2 separate regions of the Homo sapiens genome follow, and region 1 is linked to region 2. The links are chromatin loops, found by intact Hi-C in ENCODE. Cell type or tissue: PC-3. All regions are shown on one strand. Region 1 overlaps AFF3 (ALF transcription elongation factor 3). Region 2 overlaps AFF3 (ALF transcription elongation factor 3).

Region 1 (5,000 bases), 61 kb before region 2:
TGTAATTTTTTGTTGAAAGCCAAACATGTCATCTAGGACAGTGGATTCCAGGTAAGCACATTGCATGCTTGGAGATGAGGATGCCTTCCTCCTCTGTTAGTTCTTCAGTGTGGAGGTTTCTGTTAATGTGGTCAGGAGTCTAGTTGTTTGTGAAGACTGCTATCTGCTTGGCTATGAGTGTCCCTCCTTGGCTTTGGGTCTCCCTTTGCATGGTTCTCCAAGTTGTATTCCACTGTTATTCTTCTCAAAGCTTGTTAGTGTGGTGGTTGGAGAGTGGAGGAGAGAAGATGGTATCTGATGTTCCGATTAAGCCTCAGCCTCAGGTAGGCACTCTGAACAAGAGTCTTGGTGGTGTGTCCTTCACAAGTGTTCCTGAGCTTTCTCCAGATATACCGTAATGTTAGGTAGCACACATTCCTGCCCCTTCCCCATGGGTAGAGTTTTTTGTGTTCTTCTTTTCTCCTCCTCTGGGTACAGTGAGTTTCCACCAGGAACCTCAGGATACATTTTGGTTGCCCTTCCTCCTGTAGATTAGGGCATTTGTTTCTTAGGAATGACAGGGAATATGATTCTGAGTTGAATATTGCTAGTGGTTGCCATTCTTCTTCCCCTTCTCTAGAGGGATCCACCAGTGCCCTCAGGCTGCAGTTCTGTATCCTTCCTGAAGATTAATGTTCTAGTCAGTAGGAGAGATGAAGGACATGGGTTCAGCTAGAGGTTCTGCAGTGGCTGCTGTTCAACTTCCTCGGTCAAGACCACAGGAAAGGCTTCTCGAGATTCTCCCAGGTCTTCCCTTGGGGCACCTGGCAGAGGAGACGCCTACAACAAAGTACAAACCTCCCCGGGTCTGCCACCCTCTCCTGCGAGCCCATGTTCAGCCTTTAGCAATTTGTTTAAAGTTTCTAGCCAGATCTTCTTACTGGCTCATACGGTCTTGTGTGGTGTTCCCCATGTAAGCAAATGTCCAAGTCCTGCTTCTTCCTGACACGTCTATCTCTCTTCATATTTCAGACTGTTGTTTTCCATGCTATTTCAGATCTCCCAAAGGAGTTTTCTGTTTCTTTGGCTTTTTTTCCTGTTCTAAGAGGGGGATTACTGCTCCTTCCAGATTACTGCCTTTAGCTCTGAGTTGAAATATTGCTGAGTTTTTATTTTGTTTTGTTTTTAGAGATGGAGTCTTACTATGTTGCTCAGGCTGGCTTTGAACTCCTAGGTTCAAGCAATCTTTCCACCTAAGCCTCCCGAGTAGCTGGGACTACAGGTGCATGCCACGGTGCCCAGCCTGTTGCTGTTTTATCAGCACTTTACCAAGTTGTGTGCAATCTTTAATCTCTGAGCTAAACAACTAGCCTGGGTCAAGCACATGTTGCAGCTTCCATTGTCGGAGAAGAAAATGAGTTAGAAAACTTATTACTGTATTTACTACATTGAATATGCATGACCAATCCTTCATTTTCAAGTAATCACAGTGTCATTATAAACTCTAAATTCACTCAGAAGTGACTTCTTATCAGAAGTAAAAAAACAAAGTTTATAATTTTAGATGCCTTTGCCTTCTTATGAAGACATATGCAGAATTCCATCTCTGACTCGTTTCTGGACCCTGGAAATAACTGGCTTTTTATAGCAATAACTCAAGGGACTGAATATAATTTAAAAGTAATATACCCAATACAGGTTGAGCATACCAAATTCCAAATTTCAAAATCCAAAATCTGAAATACTCCAAAATCTGAAAGTTTTTGAGCACCAACATGATGCTCAAAGGAAATGTTTATTGTAGCATTTAGGATTTTAGATTTGGGATGTTCAACTGGTATAATGCAAATATTCCAAAATCCAAAATCTAAAACACTTACACTCCCAAGCATTTCAGATAAGAGATACTCAAATCATTAAAGTACTTATTGAGACTATTAGGTGGGTGCTACAAAATCATTTCCCGACAGAAATGTAGGGAATCTCATTCTAATCAAATTAAAACTGTACATCAATGAAAAATACAACGTTGAAACCGACAATCCTTCATCCATGGTAAATGAATGTCAATCAATTTCCCCTCCTGTGTCTTTGTTTAAACGTCTATGTAAAGTCTGGAGATTTTCTGAGCCTATCTCTTTGGCAACTCCCACTATTTTAATTCACAGTCCTTTCAAGTCCAAGCAAATTTCTGAGTTTCACATTGCTCTCCTAGTTGGATAAATCTTTATATAGAAAGCACTTACATTTCAGTAGGAGGGTTTAGTCATTTGTCAATAAATGAGATAGCTGGTTCAAGCAATCTACCAAGTTTATTTCTATGTGAAAATACTGCTAGAAGTTAGCAGGTATACATGATCTACATGATTTTAAATTCTTTGTGAATTCTCAAAATAAATCTTTAGAAATATAGTATACTAGAACATGTATTATAAAAATTACTTTGCCTGGGTAATCTAATTCATCATTGGGCATACTTAGTATAGCCATATATACATACTTATAAACACAACTTACAGGTATAAGTTGACATAAATGAACATAAACTGACAATCAACTAAGAAGGCAAAGACATTTAAATAAGCACATTGTATTTAAAGAGATAAAAAGCTATCAACTACCTATCAAATGAATGTTCCACCAGGGGGTGTAGTATGCATTTATTATGTCTGCAGCCAATTTACCTGGCGTATGCACCTAAAAACAGTTGAACAAAAAGTATATTTTTGTAGAATGATTTATGACGTCCCACTGGCTTTCATTTTTATTCCAAGGAAGCTTTGTCTGTATATTTTATTGCTTTTCAATTAAATCCAAAGTTATTTCCAACACTTTTGGTTTTCAAATTAAAGCTAAGTTGTAAAGAAAACTGTAAACAAATATCTAGATTCTTCAGGGAAGTCTGCTATTAATGCTAGATTAATTCTTTCCTATAGCCAAGAATCTTTTAGCAAAGCAATTGTTTCTTAGCGTTAAATACAATCTCACAAATATTCTACAAATGGATTTTATAGGTTGAGATTTCCTTTAAGTAAAGCTCGTCGCTAATGAATCTGGAAATATTCAGTTATTTTAACAAGAATAATAGCAGCTAACAGTCATTAGTCCCAAAATAAAGTGTTTCCTTCAATCTCAGATTTACAAAATTGGTTTACCTCCACAACCACATTTGATGAATGAAAACATTTTATTAGATATGTTGATTCACTAAGATGTGCGTATTCACAAATTTATCCAGCAATAGATGTAACAAGCATATGAAATAATAAATGAGAACAGTAGCTTTTTTCCTTGCAAAATGTACACTCTACTGACATCTATATTGGGTCAGCATCACCCAGCCACTAAGCACCAAAGCTGTTGTTGAACGCAGGAGTGGCTGATGCTAAGGCTCAAGCTCTGGTGAAAACCCACACTGTGTGGTCAGGGGAGCCGGAGCTTCTGCCACTGGGAAACTCTTGGTTTCTCCTGACTCTCCATCTTTACCTTCCCCCTCCTGGGGAAGAGGACAGCCTTGCCTGTTGTTGCTCTTACTGGGGGTAATGTGGGAAGGATGCCTCCACCAGGAGGTGCCAGTCATCATAGAGCTCCATGGAAGGCAGCACAGCACAGGCGGATGCAAAAAGAATCCAACATTTCGAGATGCATTATTCAGTAACTAGGTTACACATGAATACACACTCAAGATCAATTTGTAAGGAACTATCAAAGGCACAGTCATGCATCGCTTGACAACAGGGATTCATTCTGAGAAATGCGTTGTTGGGTGAATTCGTCGTTGTGCAAGCATCATAGAGTGCACTTACACAAACCTGGGTGGCACAGCCTGCTACACACCTAGCCTATATGGTATGGCCTATTGCTCATAGCCTACAAAACTGTGCAGCATGTTACTGTACTCAATACTGTAGGCAACTGTAACACCCCTGCAACACACGGGTAAGTATGTTGTGTATCTGAACATACCGAAACATAGAAAAGGTGCAGTAAAAATACAGCATAAAAGGTTGAAAATGGTCCATCTGTATAGGGCTTTTTCCATGAATGGAGTTTGAAAAACTGGAAGGTGCTCTGGGTGAGTCAGTGAGTGAGTGCTGAGTGAAATGTGAAGGCCTAGGACATTACCGTACACTACTGTAGACTTTATAAACACTATGCACTTAAGCTACACTAAATTAATAAAAATATTTTTCTTTCTTCAATAATAAGTTAACCTTAGCTTGCTGCACCATTTTTACTTTATGAACTTTTAAAGTTTCTTAACTTTTTGACTCTTTTGTAATAACACTTAAAACACAAACACATTGTACAACACATTGTACAAAAAAGTCTATATCCTCTTCTGTGACCTTTTTCCTATTTTTAAGGTTTTTAAATTTTTTTCTTACTTTTAAAACTTTTTTGTCAAAATTAAGTCACAAACATACATATTAGCCTAGGCCCACACAGGGCCAGGATCATCAATATCACTGTCTTCTCCTCCACATCTTTTTTTTTTTTTTTTTTTTTGGATAGAGTCTCACTCCGTCCCCCAGACTGGAGTCCAGTGGCGCAATCTTGGCTCACTGCAACCTCTGCCTCCCAGGTTCAAGCAATTCTCCTGCCTCAGCCTCCTGAGTAGCTGGGATTACAGGTGCACGCCACCATGCCTGTCTGATTTTTGTATTTTTAGTACAGACGGCGTTTCCTCATGTTGGCCAGGCTGGTCTCCAGCTCCTGATGTCAAGTGATCTGCCCGTCTTGGCCTCCCAAAGTGCTGCAATCACAGGCTTGAGCCACTACATCTGGCCTCCCCTACATCTTTTCCCACTGGAAGGTCTTCAAGGGCAATTATATGCATGAAGTTGTCATCTCCTAGGACAACAATGCCATCTTCTGGAACACCTCTGGAAGGATCTGCCTGAGGCTGTTTTACAGGTAACTTTTTAATATATAAGCAGAAGGAATATGCTCTAAAATAACAATAAAAATTATAGTATAGTCCAGGGGTATCCAATGTTTTGGCTTCCCTGGGTATACTG
Region 2 (5,000 bases):
GCACTATTCATTCATGCAATAAGTATTACTAAGTCCCACTGTGGGCCAGATGCTATTCTAGGTGCTGGAGAGAGAGTAGTAAGAAGTACTGAAGGCACTAAAAAAATGCATGTTGGATGAACACATCAAATCAAATCACTCTATTATTACATCACACCCTCAACACTGCTCCCCAGTTCCACAGACATGATACTATCAGTCAGCTTACCTTGATTAGTAATCATTAAATGTTGCAGAAACACCTAACAGTTAAGTCCTATGTTGAAAAAAAATAGACATCCAATAAAATGCAAATTTGTGGTAAGCAGTAGGAGAAAACAAGAAGCGGAAAGAGGAAGGTTGCCTAACCTCGATGGCAATATTCTCTAGGTCATCCGTGAGCTTTGAGTTGTGAAGAAAAATCCAGGCAGGTCAATTTGACCTTGGAACAGAATTCTTTTGGTTGAATGTTAAGTGGCTAAATTACAACTTTGGGGAGAAACAGTTCTTGCAATGGAACGCTCTTCCCTGCCTGATTAGACTTAATCAGACTTTTTTGTACTTTAGGGTCAGGGAAAATTTTCAACCTGTAATCATGTACTTATTGGGACACACTAAGAGTTCATGATGGATTTTTAAACACCCAGAGCCTTCCAAATTAACTCAAAGTCTCATGATTTCTCCCTTTAATATGTTACTTTATAACAAGTAGATTTTAATAAAAATTAAGGGAAAAAAATTTCAGGTTTCTGCCAGGAGGCACTGACTTGTATTTCTTCCAAGTCTCATGCTCTCTGGGGGTATGCATCTACTGAATTCATAAAATAAAAACATAGTAAATGGTAAATGTAAATGTAAGAAGAGGTAAGACATTTCCATCAATTCCCTAAGAAAACTATCACCAAACTCTTGATTTGGAAATAATGAAGTCTCCCAAGTAAAAGTAAAAGGAGGGTTGGCTAGGGGATTCCCAATGCCTGCCAACAAAACCTGGTTTAGACTTTCTGTTTTAGAGCATTCTGGCCAATAAACTTCACAGAGATTTAAACAATAGCCCTTTGGATTCACTTTGGATTCCTTAAGTCCATGGACTGTCTTTCAAATATCTAAATGAAACTAGACAGAAGTTAGAAAAAAAACAACTAGATAACCCTAAGGCCACAAAATTAGGTAACTTCAGAGAGAAGATGTCAGAATTTTTTTATGTGCATCAAGTCTATACTCATGGGCAGCCCAGGAATCTGCGGGTAAGAAGCACTGAAGTGATAACTCATAGGGTTGAAAAAAATTCCGGAGCTGATCACGGTGAAGGAAACATAAAGCACGCAGTTCTAAAACTGTTTTCCAGATTGTATTCTTTAACAAAGATACCTATTATTTATGCTTTTGAAAAAAGTCAGTGACGTCCCTACACAGTTCATAATGAGTTCTGCAGATTCATGGAATTCCTTTCTTGAAATCATTTCCTTTCCCTGAACTTCTATGTTTATACCATCCATAGTATCACATCCATCTTCCAGCTTATTTAAATTCTGACTGTGAACAGGGACCATGTTTGTATCTTCTGGGCTGTGCTCATCAACTTCCTAGTAGCTCCATAAACGTGTATAACAACAATATTAATAATATTAATGAAGCACTACATTAAAAACTACAGCGTGTGTATCAGTATTTCTTCTATTTCCTTGAGGTACAGCAAGCAACCTTTGTAGAATTTCTCTATCACCTCGTGGGTAGGAGAATGAAAAGAGTTTCTCTGTCAAGATGATTTGGAGCTTTTGGATAGTTTGCTCCAAGTCAACAGGGTATAAAAGAATGGTCCTTATACTCTTGTGTATTTTGCCAAAGGCAGCAAAATAAATTAGTCATCATTTCACACGTGGCCAAGTTCACAAACCATCACATCTTGCCAACGTGCCCAAGGACCATATCTGTGCTCTGCGACCTAAATACAGAAACCCTAGTCTTAATGTCCACCACTTTCTTGAGTATTTTATGTCCTTTTTGATTACTATTAATGTCCATGGGAACAGATAAAGTAGCTACAAACTCTTTTAACAGGTATGAGTATCAGCTATCACTGTAACTTTCATTAAAATATAAAAACAGTTAAAAACCAAACAGAGCATCACTTTTTAATATTATCTAAAATAACAATAAAGGTGGTCAGATGGTTACGTGTTCATTTAATTGCTAATGAAGCCAGACCAATAAGTCAAAGCTGGATTCCCTGTAGAATATCGATTTGAAGTATTAGCAGCAAGGATCGTTTGGTAAGACAGATTTAAAATAGGAGTAAAGATTTTACTTTCCAAGGATTCATCTTTGAATTCTTGTGGGTGGTTGTTTTATTTCCAGCCTGCTAAAAACCATAATATCACCTGAAGCAAGCAGGCATGAGCCTGGAACGGGAGTGAAATGACAACGAAACATTTGTACATGTTATTAAAGCTAATGAAGCAAGACACGCACTGCCTGGTTTTGTGTCACGCGCCCCTGGAGAGCCCAACTGTGTTCTGGGGCTGGCTGTGGCATCTCCCCAGGATATGGCTCACCCTGAGGCCTCTGATTCAGCGGCAGAGCTGTTTTTCCCCTCGGGAAAGACCAAACAGACACCTGACCTTTTATAAAACCTCTAGGATGAATCACAAGTAAAGTTCTTTGGCATTCTGAGGTGGTGGGTGGAAATCAAGGCTTGACAGGCGGCCATGGGATGGGCAGCGTGGGCTGGCGCTATGGGCTATGCCATAGCGTGGAGAATCCCTCACACTAGGACCCCTGGCCTGCATGTCATCTGGCATCCAGAACTCCCACTCAATTTCCAAAAGGTGCTACCCACCCTGGAAAAAAATCTAGCCCACTGAGTAGCTGGGAAAATCCACAGCCAGGGAGACAGATGGCTCAGGAAGAAGCAATCTGGAATAATAGTGAGGGTGTGGGAGTTGGAGTGTAGGCTGGGCAAGGAGATCAGAGAGGAAAGAACGGGCATCTGTATGTGGCGACAGATGACGGAGTGCTGTTTGGGACGAGCAGTTGGAGGAGGCAAAGGAAATGGAAGTAATGTACTTATGCATAAGGGCTGTATCATAATTAGGAAAATTCCCCTTCTGTCTACCCCGCAAGTCCCACTTGGTTCAGATGGGGGCAGACAGCAGAGAGCACTTACTTCACGGAGGAAGCAGAGGCTACCCGCTATTCCAACAGGCTTTCTATTTCTGATAGAAACAAATCCAAACTGAGCTAATTTGTGTACAGCTGCAGGCAATATAAACACGGCTATTTAGAATTCTTTATAGAGTATAGGCCTTTGTACTCTATACTTCATGGAAGTTAATAAGTAGGTGTCAAACTCTGAATTAAAATTCCCAGAAGAGGACACAGCACAAAGGACAATAAAAATGATTTTTAAATAATCATAGGGATAAATAGCATCCACTTCTGACAAATGTAAGTGCTGGCATAAAATGTTATTAGGCTACAGAGATTGTCTTTTGTTCAGGAAGTATATTTTATTCTCCTGCCTCATCATTCATCATCCTAATGAGCCCTCAAAATGTAAATTAAATAGCAAAGACGGATTCATTTGAAAAGCATCTTTTCAAAAAAAAAAAAAAAGCTAGGTGTTAAACCATTTTTTCTACTTTTATTCTATATATTGTTTCATTTTTTCATTGAAAAAAAGCCCTCAGTACTTGAACACTTTATGGGGTAAGTTCATGCAATTCATATTTTCAGTAAACAGTTCATTCATTCTCCAGTACTATGGGATTGGTGATTTGAAAAGAAAAAAAAAATCGCATTTTAAAATGGTATGCCCTGTAAATGATGTTTGATCCGGAAAATCTGAGAAACCTGTGCACGCATTCACTTTTTTGTTTTATTCAGAAGTGATTTGGTCCAGGGAAACCCTCAATGGAAAAGGATTAGTGAAAATTTCAAACAGCTTTAGTTTACTGAACTGAATGCATTAATGGCTAAGCAAACACCAGTTCAACCATTAATGATAAAAGAAGAAGGTCATGAGCCAAATTAGTTGCAATTTCTTGTTATGTATTGATAAGAACATTACCCGTTCCTATGATGAATAGAGAAATCAGGGTTTTGTACTTGACCTGAATTTATGCATGAGCACACACAACAGAAGTGACTGAACAGCTCTGCTGGGGAGGCACCCAGGAAAAACACGCTGGGAAAGGAAAATAGCAGCAAATCATGTCTCATTTTGGCATGATTGGTCCTCATTTGCCTGTCTCTCTCTCTCTCTCTCTGTCTCTCTCTCTCTCCCCCTCACTCTCCCCACCCTCTCTCACTGCAACCCATAAATCATTCTTCGCATTCTTTGGCTGTTCCTGCTTATGTGAGAGAGCTCAGCTCCCAGCTCTCTGTGGGTGAACATATATAAAATGAAGACACAAGTAACTGCACTGTTGAGGTTTGCCTGATGTCCAGGGAACAGCCATTAATCTGCACAAGGGGGTTTCAAAAGCCCCACTCTGCCGAATAAATTATCGTTAACCAATCTAGGCATTCTAAAGACACTATATTTTTATGAGGTCAAATGTTGCAGAAATATCCCAGAGGGAGGGTAGAAACTATCCAGCTGTGAAAGAAGCTAGTGACAGCACTGCACAGAAGCCTGGGGGGTCCTGCAGTGGCTACAGACCGGCTGCAGCCCTGGCTGAAGCACATCCTCAGTCTGCCTGGTTCATGAGGACTGCTGCATTTGGGAAGCACTCATCCCTCACAGCAGTGCCCAATGCAGGCTCACCTCTAGAGAAGGGGCATCTCTCTTGGAAGGTCTGGCTGATGAAAGAGCATATCATGACAGACAGGAGCTCATGGTAAAGCCTGCATAATCCACTGGCCATCCTGTTCCAGTTTACTTACTCAGTTATTTTTAATGGAGAATTTTCTTTTTAATGTGACAGAACTGAACTCAATGCAAGGCTCAAGGCTGTCGTCATGACAGTTGCCCACATAAAGAAACTGTAGTCTGGGCCCAAGGCATGGCCCTAGCAATT

The links. Hi-C counts contacts between places; a loop is a spot of excess contacts. Peaks named below come from ENCODE experiments on the same cell type or tissue, not always from the same donor. Only the 100,000 strongest peaks of a DNase experiment are listed, where the experiment ranks them.
Region 1: it touches region 2 in a loop (3-fold over the local background); 4 of 110 quality-filtered maps call a loop at or near these places.

What each region holds. Positions count from the first base shown.
Region 1 is chr2:99,816,404-99,821,403 of GRCh38, forward strand. All of the region lies in intron 8 of AFF3 (ALF transcription elongation factor 3), which reads right to left. Among named protein-coding and RNA genes, the nearest start is that of AFF3, 320 kb to the right of the region's middle. In PC-3, CTCF peaks have their summits at 2,642 (motif pointing right), 3,528 (motif pointing right) and 4,876 (motif pointing left); a DNase peak (open chromatin) is centred at 2,628.
Region 2 is chr2:99,877,828-99,882,827 of GRCh38, forward strand. The region is part of intron 7 of AFF3 (ALF transcription elongation factor 3); the gene reads right to left. Among named protein-coding and RNA genes, the nearest start is that of AFF3, 260 kb to the right of the region's middle. In PC-3, no CTCF peak of the experiment used is centred here; DNase peaks (open chromatin) are centred at 2,554 and 4,304; H3K4me3 peaks cover 1,040 bases; H3K27ac peaks cover 1,399 bases.